2 separate regions of the Homo sapiens genome follow, and region 1 is linked to region 2. The links are chromatin contacts, found by Hi-C or POLR2A ChIA-PET in ENCODE. All regions are on one chromosome and are shown on one strand. Each heading gives the region's core, a stretch centred on a gene start or an enhancer-like site at or near the end of the contact. The rest is flanking DNA. Distances are from core to core; before and after follow the strand shown.

What was found. Hi-C counts contacts between places; a loop is a spot of excess contacts on that map. ChIA-PET counts read pairs that join two places held with the same protein, here RNA polymerase II (POLR2A). Pooled maps may share reads with other maps.
Region 1: a pooled map shows a loop between it and region 2 (2.6-fold over the local background). The contact joins the promoter of BANK1 here to the enhancer-like site in region 2. A Hi-C loop is called at or near these places in 3 of 37 single-sample maps with no recorded cell type and 4 of 50 pooled maps. POLR2A ChIA-PET finds 5 or more read pairs at or near these places in 1 of 52 experiments (activated CD4-positive, alpha-beta T cell).

The regions. Positions count from the first base shown.
Region 1 is chr4:101,786,215-101,793,142 of GRCh38, forward strand. It overlaps BANK1 (B cell scaffold protein with ankyrin repeats 1), which reads left to right and starts at 4,516. Exons shown (of 17, transcript NM_017935.5): 1 at 4,516-4,736. The coding sequence starts at 4,667. RefSeq lists a silencer at 4,603-4,792.
Region 2 is chr4:101,278,257-101,284,661 of GRCh38, forward strand. All of the region lies in intron 1 of PPP3CA (protein phosphatase 3 catalytic subunit alpha), which reads right to left. Among named protein-coding and RNA genes, the nearest start is that of MIR8066, 41 kb to the left of the region's middle. RefSeq lists an enhancer at 1,276-1,570. Within about 2 kb of position 1,440, at least 6 of the 41 ENCODE cell types and tissues checked have a DNase peak (open chromatin) inside an H3K27ac peak, as active enhancers do.

The DNA of each region.
Region 1 (6,928 bases), core at 3,266-5,765, 510 kb after region 2:
TACCATAGCTTACAAAAAACAACTAAAAAGAGAAATGGAGATTTTAGCTTTCTTGACATTCAAGTGTTTTATAGTATTGTCTGTTAAAAGTCAGATCTAGGCCGGGCGCGGTGGCTCACGCTTGTAATCCTAGCACTTTGGGAGGCCGAGGCGGGTGGATCACGAGATCAGCAGATCGAGACCATCCTGGCTAACACGGTGAAACCCCGTCTCTACTAAACATACAAAAAATTAGCCGGGCATGGTGGCGGGCGCCTGTAGTCCCAGCTACTTGGGAGGCTGAAGCACGAGAATGACCTGAACCCGGGAGGCAGAGCTTGCAGTGAGCCGAGATTGCGCCACTGCACTCCAGCCTGGGCTACAGAGCGAGACTCCGCCTCAAAAAAAAAAAAAAAAAAAAAAAAAAAAGTCAGATCTACGGAGCAAGGTTCCTTCCAGCAAACTCACTGTTGCTTGTTAGCACAGCCAGGAGTCTAACTGGAGGGGCAGTGGTGGTGGTGTGTGCTATGGTATAAGCAGAAAACCTGCTTACTTCTACAAGTCAGACTCAATATACTTGAAAAGAGAAGAATCAGCACATTTATACAATCACTAGAGAACAAAAGCAAGTATATAATGCAAACAGCCATGCAGGAAGGAATATCAAATAGCTACCACAATCACCAATTAACAATGAGATATTGCTCCATGGGGACTTAGAACATGAATGGTGAAGGGAATTAAATGTTCTTTAATGTATGTTTAGTTAGAAGAATGCACAAAGATTTACCCTATTAATGAATCTTCCTCCAAACTCATCACTGTGAATTATGTGTTAGCTTCCTATCACCATAAATTAACGTATTAGCTAGCTACTGCTGCAACGCATTACTACAATTTAGTGGCTTAAAGCAAACTAAATTTATTATATTAGAATTATAGATGTAATAAGTCCAAAATCAGTCTCACTTGGCTAAAAGCCAAGATGTCAACAGGGCTGGTTCCTTCTGTAGGCTCTGCAGGAGAATTCATTTCTTTGCCTTTAGGCTACCTGTATTCCTTGGCTTGTGGCCCCTTCCTCCATATTCTAAGCATATTCCTCCAATCTCTGTTTTCTCATCACACCTCCTCTCTAACTTTCACTTTTCTGCCCCCATCTTATAAAGACTCTTGTGATTACACTGGGCCCACCTGGATAATCCAAGATAATCTTCCCATCTCAAGATCCTTAATTTAATTCCACCTTCCAGGTAAATACATATATACACAGGTTCTGCAGATGAGAATGTGGACCTCTTTGGGGGGTTGCTACACAGATTAGTATTAAAGAATTCAATTAAATGTGAGGAAGCAAAAGAAAATAAAGCCTCCCAGTAATGACAAAAAAAAATTGCTAAAAATTCCTTCAGACATCCCTGGTATTTGGTTTAGTTTTGAGGGAGTAAATAAGAAGTGTAGTTAACACCCTGGGGGAATAATATAATTCAATGTCTAAAAATCCAGACATGATTGTCAAGAGGAATATTCCCCAATTAACAAATAGCCATGAAGAAGCAACTATTTCACTTTTACAATAGATTACTGCTTTAGAAAAGAACCAGTTTTGTTCTTTAAACATATCCAGAATCTAAAGGCAGAAATAAAGCCATTAGCATGCACAACAGCATCTGGTCTGCAAAGGACACAAGAAATCAGCCATGGCAACTGCAGGGCAACACCAAACAGCTTTAGCTGTCCATTTATTGGAACACAGGGCCAGTGTGAGGCTTTTATAATCTTCACAGAGTGGGGTAATAATATTGAGGCTGTCAATATGCCGCTAAAAAAAATAATGCAAGGGAAGAAGTCAATGGATCCAAGAGTTTGATATATTGAGAAATGAGAAACCTACTGTGACTAGCATTTTCTTGTCATTCTGTAACAGAGGTAAAATCAGAAACCTGCGATTACACACTGCTGGTGGTATTTTGCCTGAAAAAGCCTCTCGGTGTGAGAATTGCTAAGTGCCTCTTTCCTGAGAACAAGTATGAACCAAGAGATAACCCAACATTCCAGATGGTATCATCTCCTTAAGGGAGAAAGCAGGGGAAAAATAAAGTCAACTGTGATTAAAGACGTACTTGACACAGAAACAAGACCAAAATGAGTAAAAAATCTTTTAAAATATATTTTTATAAATGCATCAGCAAAGTATGAAAACATGTAGACTTAAGTTATCACGTGTATGTGTGTGTGTGCGCGTGTGTGAACATCTATATATCCTCAACCAAATAGCACCAAAATTGTAATAAATTATAAGTACAGTTCATACCTATTTTTAAGGATATTAGTATTTAATTGTATGGGCTTATAGTTCTGTGGAAAAGTGGATAGGGAAACAAAAAACGTTTTCAACACATATATGTATAACCTATCCTATTATGTTCATGTAATCTTTAGCAAGGGCCTTATGTGACCTTAAAAGGAAGCGGTGGGGAGGGGGGCAGTTATAATTAAGAGGGCAGGCTATGAAATCAGATCTAGGATTGAATTCCAGCTCTGCCACTTACAGTTTTCAACGCCCAGATTCTTCATTTGTAAAATATGGTTAAACCTTCCTTGTTTTGAGAACCAAATGACATGAATATTGTGAAACTCTTACATAGAACATAGGATATAGAATACTTAAAAAAAGAGTAGTTGTTGACTGCAAACAGTAAAACAAAAGAATAAATAAGTCAGTCAATGGGGTAGTCAATGGCTATTTTCTTATTCAAAAGAAAAGTGAAGCTAGAATAATTTTAATGGGAGATTTTAAAGATTTTCTAACACATAATCTTATTTTTTTTAAAAAAAAAACAGCCCACAATTTTCAGCAGTTTTTACTTTCTTTTTTCTATTTACTAGCATCATTTGACATAAGTAGTGGAAATGAGCTTCTGAAAATATACTTAATTTTCATATTATAAATCTTATTTTCTATAGTTTTATTAGGAGACAGTGTTATAACATTTTATATCTGGCAGAAACTCGAATACAGTAATTTTAATTTATTCATTAATAATGAATAAATTAGATGAGATACGCAAGGCTCAGAAATATTAAGAATTGCTCCAAACACCCAGATATTGTGGAGCAGAGTCAGGATGGCAGCTGCAACCTTCTGACTTCCAATCCAGGGCTCTTCATACAAGAAGGCTGTCCTGTATATGTGACAGATACAAGTTCCTATCTGAACACTGTCTTTATTAACAAGTTTTCGTGTGCATAAATGGGTGCCTTTGAAGATCTGGATACTTAATTGGGGAGCATCATCTGGAGTGTTCATGTTGGCTAAAGTAGCTCTTGTCAGGAATACGTATACCAGCAGATGCATCAGTTAGAATATTCTTTTCTCCAATGGGTTTAAGACATACTTTCCTAAGAATTGAGTTTCTGAAACACTGAACAACACCCAAACCCTGCAATCCAAATTTGTTTTTGCCTATTACACTGAAGTCTCTCTGTTAACAGGCATATATAGAAGACAACCATTTTTTTCAATATAATATTTCATAAGTTAGATGAAATCTTTTGTTCCATTATATAAAGTTCAGAAAATCAACATAAAATTAATAATGATGTTAAAGAAACTACTGGAAACCAGATAAATACAATACAATCTATAATTGTTTTCAAGTTTTTTGGACATTTCGCATACTTCTCCAAGTTTTCTACATTATGTTATAAAGTTCTAATAAGTTCATTTATGTGAAAAAATTAACTTTTTTTGATACTTGATATTTATATTATTACTAAAAAGCACTTCATCCGAGAGAAAGTTTCAAAGAAAGCCTTCCTTTTATAGGAAGAGGAGAGGAACATTTAAACTATGTATTATTACCAAATTGATATTCAAAAAATATATTCAACTTCAAAAGGCAAATGACTAGTTTAGACATGCTTGAGAGAGAGACATTCACTTTAAGGTTCTGGGACAACTCCTTTGATATATCTCCATCTTAAAAACAAGCAAACAAACTCTTGTTTGGAGAGGGTATTTAGAGCCATAAATAATTTTTTACTGGGTCTATTTTTGAGTTGGAGCAGGAGTAAGAAATACATTTTATATGGAATTTTAAATCACTTTTCAATTTATGAACCTAGCCTAGAAAGTCTGTGTAAAATGAAATATTTTAAAAGTTACAGTATTATCTGTATCTTCATTTCTATATGTATGTATCTATCATCTGTGTACCTACTCATCTATCTATCTAATTATTCTTTCTTTCCAGCAAATGTTCACTTCTGGTTTCCCTACGTCTGCCTGGAAGTGGGGGCAGTATGGCAGTATGGAAGACCTAGAAAGGGACAAGGAGAGCTACAATAACAGCGGTCTAAATATATCCTAGGATGAAAAGGTGAGGAAGGAAACAGGCGCAGAAGTGTTATAAGAAACCAAAGCGGCCTTTTGAGAAGGGATGTAAGAGCAGGCCCCTGAGCAGTTTCACTTCCTCTGGGCGCCCAGCAGAGCGGAGCCCTGGCCTTGCGGGCATGAGCCCCGGGGCTGCGTTTCCTGAGACCTGGCCGCAGCCTCCGCGGGTGGCAAGCGGGCTGGGGAGAGCCGAGGGCCAAAGGAAGAGAAAATCGCGGGGAGTCTCTGGCCGGGAGAGTCCAGGTAGCGCTCGGCGGGCAGCAGTGCGCAGGCCCCTCGGCTTCAACCGCCACAATGCTGCCAGCAGCGCCAGGCAAGGGGCTTGGGAGCCCGGACCCCGCCCCCTGCGGCCCAGCGCCCCCAGGTGGGTAGTCGCGCATTCGGAGGGGCTTGACGCCGAGGCCGGGCTACGGGGCTCTGCGGAGACCACGGGCCATCGTTAGACAACTGCACTCGGGCACTGAGGCCAGGGCGTCCCTGAGACAGGGCTTCTCCTTTTTATCCTGCCGCCAGGCAGCCCAGAGGGTTCTTCTGTCCCTGACTTCTCTGAGGGGCATCTGGACGCCACGAGGAGGGAGCGCGCTGGGAGTTCTGGCCAGCGGGCTACCCTCAGTGTCTGCAACTTCTGAGGAGCTGGAACTTTCCCCAGCACCCGGGTCAGGGTCCTGTAGTTTCTAAAATCACTTTGCAACCTGTTTTAAAGCAATGCGCGTTTAAAATTATACGTAATTATTTTCAACAGTCGGTAAGCACAGAAAAACCGCTCATGTGTAGCGTCACGCATTTACCTGCCCGGCCTGACAAATCCCAGCCTGGTGAATTGGTAGCCCTGCTTCTTGGCAGGTGGCTTTGCAGAGAAACTCTACCAACACCACCTCCCTACTCCACTGGCTTTACTAACTTGGTCAAAGGAAAACGGTCAACTTGGTTGAATGCAGAAGTAGATTTATATTTTCAAATGGACGTTAAGGCAGTTTTATTTAGTTCTTTTTGAAGCATTTCAAATGCATTTGCAAATTACTCAGTGATATAAAAATGTTTTTTAAATTAAAAAACTTCACTTAGGTATTAATATTACTGGAGTGTTCGTGGTGAGAAATGCAACAAGAAAGTATATTCTGAGTGAAAGTTTCTTAATTTGCTGAATAGAAATAAATTTCTCATACCTTTCTAGAATTTTTTAGGTAATGTAATTTTGGTTGTAGCTATTTCTGTTGGCTAGTGCATTTTTACATAAATAAGCTTTAGGGATTGCTTTCAGTTAAATAAGAAGTATATTTGTGTCAATGAAAAGTGACAAGAAAGGACTTAGAGCCCATAACTTAATATTATTAATATTTTAACTATTGCATATTGACATTCTTGAAAACTGTGGCTCTGATGGTCTTCAGCAGAGCAGACTTTGCTAGCATCTATAAATAAACCAACCATGTCTTTCAAACTTTGAGCAGGTTACCTCTTTTGTAATTTCAGTTTAACAATTTTGTTAGAGAATGGGGTACAGTTTGTTTCAAACTTCTAGATTAAACAGTTTAGGCAGAAAATGCCTTTTATTTCACTTGATACTAAGCAATACTTTGAGGCACTTGCTATTGTGAATAATGCAAGAGTAATGTGAATCAATATTTATAGCATTCCAATTATTCTTGTTCCTCCCATGCATTCCGCTCCCCCCCCGCCCCGCCCCTCCCAACTCCTTGGGTCCTTCTCCATGCAGTATTTATCACTTGCTTCAGTTACTTCCTTTTCTGGCCAACATAATGAAACTTTTCTAAAAACGAATTGTCTTTTGACATTATCCCATGCCCATATTCTTGATATGAGTAATCTTCTAGCTTTTATAAATCCAGTGGTTTGTGTGTGTGTGTGTGTGTGTGTGTGTGTTTTTTTTTTTTTAATGAAGAGCTCCCTCTCTCTCCAACAACTATCTTAATATGGCACATTGGGGGTCAATTGGTCCAACTGCCTCATTTAGAGAAGAGAGCACTGAGATCCAGAGTGTGAGTTGCTCATGGTTTCATAACTAGTAATTATTTGAAGGTCACCCATTCATTAACTTAACAAACTTTTATTCCCTGCCAAGAGTCATGTAGTAGTAATAAGAATGTAAAATGGTAAACACAGTTTCATGCCCAGGAAGGTATATTTCTAGCAGGAGATAGAATGTACTGCTAGACAACATTAGTGTATACTGCCATCAGAGATTTATTAACTGTTGAGTATCGACTTGTTCTTTAATGGAAGCAAGAAAAATAGAATACCCAGTTCTCTAAAACAAGGTAAAAATGATGCACAATGGGTGAAAGTTCTAGTTAGAATGTATTTTCTGGTTTGTATTTAACTATATATTACTATCAATGTCCAAAAGAGAGATTCTTCCTGTTGTATTCCAAAACTAATGATTTTAAAAATTTAATTTTAACTGCTGTTTTAATTAGGGAGTGATTATTTATTAAATCACAGATTTTTCTCCACACCATAGTTTTTTTTAAATTTTTATTGATATTATTGGATGCATCTGATGAAACTTTAATAAATGATTTGCTTAAGAACAGA
Region 2 (6,405 bases), core at 190-2,689:
AAGCATGTCTTTAAAATATATTCAATTTTATTTAAAGATTGCTTAGTCTACCTGTCATTTGTCAGCCCTCTGCTATTACCCCATTACCCCAAATTTTGCCTCTCACTAACCCTCAGAATTAGGTCCATTAACTGCCCCAAAGACACCTGATCCCCTCCTCATCACTCCCTCTACCACCTTCCCAGCTGCAGTGGCTTAGAAATAGCTGCTGCTCAGAAACAGACCTCTCCATATTGAACTTGGAGCTCTCAAACTATGTTTCCTGAGACTCTTGCTCTGCTATAAAGCAGACTGCGGATACCACAGAGGTGGAATATTAACTTCATTGTGTCCTGAAAAACAACTGATCATGAAGGCCAACCAGGCCTACCCATAATTCTGAGGTGTGTCGGCAATGTTATATATAGGTAGGGTTTGCGTGGGCAGTCCCAGTTTATGTCTGTTACAACTTTTATCTTCAAAGCATCCTGATTTACACAATAAATTAGAAGTTCACCCTGGTCATAAGCACCCCTTCATTCTACACATTCACTTTATATTTTCCCTACCATCCCTTTAAACAATCACCCCCGTGGACATCTGGCCCCCTTTGTGCCACTGGCTATCAAAACTTTCTGAGCTTTAACTACAAGGATTCTGTAGCCACCACTTTTCATACACACTATATTCTATGCAGGCCCATTTTTAAATATGACAGATTTGTTTTATGAAAACCGATCAATTTCCCAATAAAGCCTTTCTCTTCCAAACTAAAAAATGTAATTAAAATGTCTTGCATCAGACTTAGAAGCATAAAATTACCAGAAATAAATCACAAACCAATCACCTTCTCACTGAAAAAAGTTAGGACAATGTTCTAAAGTCAAAAATAGCAATTGTTACAGAATTAATAGTAAAGATGAGTGCCTAGAATTAAAAAAGAAAAGGGTAGCCACACACACACACAATTCAATTACATTTTACAAATGGCAAGGTCAAAAAAAAATGTGTGATCCAAGAGCAGCAAATGGATGAGTAACAGTAAGGCAGAGGTTCAAGGTGAGAAACAAGTTTGGGGTAGCTTAATTAAGGATCTAAGGAATGACATTTAGAAAGCAGAATAAAGTAACAGGCAGGAGAAAGGCTGCAGGAGGTCCTAGAGAGTTAGAAGCAGAGTAAGAGCCAGTAAGCAGTTGACCAACATCAGATACCTGACTCTGCTGTGCTTGTGGGGCAGCCAATGATCAATTAGAATTTCCGTTAGTAAAGAGTGGGAAAAAGCATTCCCATGACTCACATGGGATAATTGCTAAATGGTTAATGCTGTATATAACTGCGTATTTTGTATCAGAATAAGTACAGCCCTCCAAAAGATAACTTGCAGAGTCATTCATCAGCTTCAACTGAGCAGCCTGATTGAAACCAGCTGAGCCAATGACATCACCACAGGCTTTTTACTATAAAAAGGGCAAGCTCTGTGAGGTCAGGAAGTAGAACTAAGCTCCGTGAACAGAAGCCAAGCTGAAAGAGGGAAGAGCCAAGAGAAGTTCAGAGAAGAGACTCATTCCAAGAAGAAGCTAGAATGAGCAATTTGCTCAGAGACAGCTGCAGAAGAAAAAGGCACACAATGGAAATCTTCCTTTAAGAATAAGGGGCTGCTGTTTCTCACTAAAGAAGTAAGTTATCTAAAGTGAAGTTTCAAAGGAGAAATTGACGGAAGCACTTTCACATTTTCAGTTCCTGGAACTGAAATCAACTATAACATCATCGTGGTAGTAATGTTCATGTAGTCTTTTCCCTCAATGTATATTAATTGAGCACTTACTATGGACCAGGCACTGTAGTAAGAAATGGGAACACATTAGCGAATAAAATGGACAAAAGTCACTGCCCTCTTAGAGCATATATTCTTGGAATGTAAAGCAATAAACAGACAAATATACGGCATGTCAAATAAGCATTAGAGAGAAAATTAAGAAGAAAAAGTAGCCAGATTGAGAATAGTGATATTTGAGCAGACGTAAGGAGGTGGGGAGACTAAGCCATGTGGGTATCTGGGAGAAAAGCATGGCAAACAGAGGTAATAGCAAATATAAAGGCCTTGAGCTGTGAATCTGTTTTCTTTTTTAAATAAATATCAAGAAGGCCACCATTACTGCTCAGAAAGAACAAGGGAAAGCAAGAGTCTGAGTGTGGACAAGTTAATTTAGACAGGCAAGTGAAAGTGTTAAGCAGGTATTTTGTATATATGAGACTAGAGGCACTGAGGAAAGATTCAAACTGTAGATAAAAACTGGAAACGGACCAGGTGTGGTGGCTCATGCCTGTAATCCCAGCACTGTAGGAGGCCGAGGCGGGTGGATCACCTGAGGTCAGGAGTTCGAGACCGGCCTAGCCAACATAGTGAAACCCCATCTCTACTAAAAATACAAAAATTAGCCGGGCATGGTGGCATGCACCTGCAGTTCCAGCTACTTGGGAGGCTGAGGCTGGAGAATCACTTGAACCCAGGAGGCAGAGGCTGCAGTGAGCTGAGATCACCTCATTGCACTCCAGCCTGGGTGACAGAGCCAGACTCAGTCTCAAAAAAAAAAAAAAAAACTGGAAACCATCAGTGTCATACATAAAAGAAGAATGCTTGAGCTCACTCCACAAATGCATTATATAGAAAAGAGAAGGGGGCATTCCAATGGTTAAATGGTTAGAGACTGGAGAAACAAAGAAGAAATAGGAAAAAAAAATGACTGAGAGAGAACAGCCTATGATGCAGGAGGAGAACCAAGAGCATGTGATTTGCAAGTACTCCAGAGAAGAATGTGTTCCGGGAGAGACAGTGTGATCAGCTGTGTTAAATGCTATGCTAAGTCAAATTAGATGAGCCTGCTATTCAACCTGACAACACTGAGGTTATTGGAGACTTTGACAAAAGAAGGCTCTGAAGCAGTGAATGAGGAAAAGCTTTGGAGAGGGTTCAAGGAAGAATGGGAGAAGAGCAATTTGAGACAGTGAACGTACATAATTCTTTTGGAGAGTTTTGCTCTGAAGAGAAATGCAGCAGTAGCTGGATAAGAACATGGGCTCAGGAGAAGCTTTATTATTTCAAGACAGTAAAAACTATGGCATCTTCTGCTAATGAGTATGATCCAACAAAGAATAGAAAATGCTGATGCAGAAAAGAGGACTTCCTGGGGCAATGCTCTTAAATACGTAAGAGGGGGTGAGATCCAGTAAAGAAGCCTTGGCTCTTCTTTGGTCTAAGTGAAATTTAATGTGTATGGATTATAATATAATTTGATTTGTATAAAAAGTTAATATAATTGAGTTGGCTATGAATGAGAATGTATCAAAAAAATTTGCCACAACTTTCTGAAAGTCTTAAGTTATTTAGGCTATGCTACAGATGGTTTTTAAGTCAATCAAATGTAATAAGAAAGTGGTTAAACATTCAGCATCCAACTCAACTAAGTCAATCGAATGTAATAAGAAAGTGGTTAAACAGCATTCAACTCAAGTAAGAAAACAAACTAGGTTCTTCCATAATTTCATTTTAATTTTATATAGTGAAAAAAGCATCCTCCCTAAATTAATCAAAATGCTTGTCTACATATAACAAAGACAGACTTGCTAGTTATTGAGGGTCTTTTTCCTGTACTAGTTGCCAAATGACAAACCTGGGGAGGAAAACAGAAGAATCTGCATTCAACATACATTCAGTTAGACCTCAGGGGGCCTATAAATACACATTCATGGAGCTTTCCATATCTACAAAAATTGATATTTGATATCCCTCCACCCCATACCTTTTCCTGGGAAAAGCTAGTCCAGAAAATGAGAATATATTATCTTCGCATCTATGGCAAGTTTGAAAGTGACTTGCAGTTATTCTATATGAGCTTAGATAATCCACTACCAAAATCATTTTAAATCTGGCTTAACTGCTAAGGCCAATTTTGAGTAGAAGTGTTTTTGACAGTCAAAGCCTTGATAACCACTTCACACCTACCTAGAGGCCCCTGCAACCAAGAGCTAAGTGGCAACAGAAAAAAACTACAGTTTTTCTATCCTATCTGTGAAAACCAGAAGAATGACAAAGGTGATTAGATGAGTGAAATGTGATGGACAGACCTCACTACAATTCATGTTAGATACAGGTCCAGACCTCTTCCCAGAAGATTGCTTTAAGTTGGTAAGACATGGACTTACCTGATAGGTCCTGAATTCCACTGGCCTGTTCTAAATGACAGCGCAGTCAGCATATTCCCTGGATTGGACTGATCTCAGGGCTTCTAGTCCTGGCTTCCTGTGTCAAGGTAGTGTTTGACTCACACTCATTCTGGGTTCTTCCCCATTTCTTCTTTGGTCTATTCACTTGTTGATTTTGCAACCCAAATAATACTATTGTCAATAGATGTCCAAAGACTGGGGTAGAATTAATTTAACATAATGCATGTGGCTGCTTAAACACCCTAGCAAGCTTCCCTTCCTGAGCCTGCTGAGATGCAGGAAGTAAAGCAAGGCTCCCACCCACCTCGCACCACAGAAACATGGCTGATTTACACAGAGGAGGAAAACCTGTTTCCGGGGCAGTCCCCAACATATTTAGCATGGACTTTTAAAACAGCTCATCCAACTCTAATTTGAAATCTAACTTTGATAAAATAAGCAGCCATTTTAAGTAAATGCCTTTCTTTTCTATCTATCCTTCACTTATCTGGGTCAAGTATTATTTGGTTCATATGTATTAAATAATAAGAGTTAATTTTATAGGTTCACATAATACAATTAACACATTCTCAATCAAAGCTCTTTCTTCATGTTTTAAAAATGTAAAACAAAACAAAAAACCCTTCAAAATCAAAACCTGCACTACTCAGTTTTCTCACAAATTATTAGTATTACCACTTTACAGGAAAATAAAAATTTACGGGAAAGCGTCAAATTTCAAAAAGATGGTTTTCAAACACTTGGTTTTAACATGTAGCTGGTCAACAACATAGGTTCAGATTAAAGCAAGTATCTATCCCTAATGTGGCAAATAATTTCGTGACTTGAAATAGCAAAACATCTAAGCCTTGGTATCAATACTCTCTGTAACAAGAGAGCATTGTCTAGCATGGCTCATATTGTTGCTTTTGGCTATAATGTTCTTTGATTTCCTTCTACACAATGTTATAAATCATTAGTCTCTCAGGTTAGTAAAAGTTTACTCAACATAGAGTGGTATTTTTAATTAGCAATAAAAAAGGTAAATAAGTCAGGTGCAATACAAGTAAATTAACAAAATAAGAGTATTTTAAAGTTAGAAAAATCAGTGCTTGCAGGGAAAAACATATTTCTCTTAAGTAATGTGGCAAACCGCTCTTAAGACTGCTGCCTGGCTCCACTTCCTCCTTCCCTGGGAACTGTCAGCACTCTGGCAGGTACGCAATCATTCTGCAACCCAACCTACAGTTGATTGATTTGGAGGGTAGACACCAAACTCATGTAAAGACAATCAGATTTTCTCTCCCTGGAAGATGCCATTGTTATCTGATAAATCCAGGTTGGGTACCACTAATAACTAAGTCATGGTATGACTCTGAAGAACACACCACTACTGCTTCCAAAGCAGTTCTTAGTTCCTAAGGCCACCCTGGTTTCTTCCTATTCTTCTCAAGACCGACGTTTCGGTTACTCCCAGGATTCCTTTAAATCTTAAAAGTTTACATTTAAATTAATTAAAACTAAATAAAATGTAAAATCGAGTCTTGTAGTTGAACTAGACATATTTCAAGTGCTAAATAGTCACATATGACTATTGACTACCATGCTGGATAGCTCAGATTCTCTAAACATTTTCCTCATCACAGAAAGTTCTACTGGACAATGATCCCCCAGAACCTTCTAATAAATTTCCTCTTTTCGTAAACTGCTAGAATCAGGGTTTGTTTTATGTGTCTTTGGTTATTGTTTGCTTTATATTTGTATCCATAAGCGTAATCAGGAAGTATAACGGTAACTTTCTGGAAATCTTGTATAGGATTTCTAGCCAATTTCAAGGGTTTCAAGTCTTGGAGTTAACGTTACTTCAAAACTTAAAAGTTTACTCACATGACTCCTGGACACCTCCTGGGTCACAGAATCATGGAATTTAAAAGCTTGGAAAAAACCTTAGGATATATCTAATTCAATTTTCTGGTTTTTTACACATGAAGACATTAACACCCACAAAGCTTGTAACTTGCTTTTGTTTCTGAACAGTACTTAAATTTGGCTTAACAGATTATTTAACACAAGATAAAAAAGATACCAACTAAAAATGTAATATAAAACATAATTCTGCAAATCTCATGATTACACAAGTAACAAAGCATGAAGTTTAAATATTTATTTACTCACTAAGCTGTTACTACACCAACTCCTTCCTACTCCCCACCCCCATGTCTT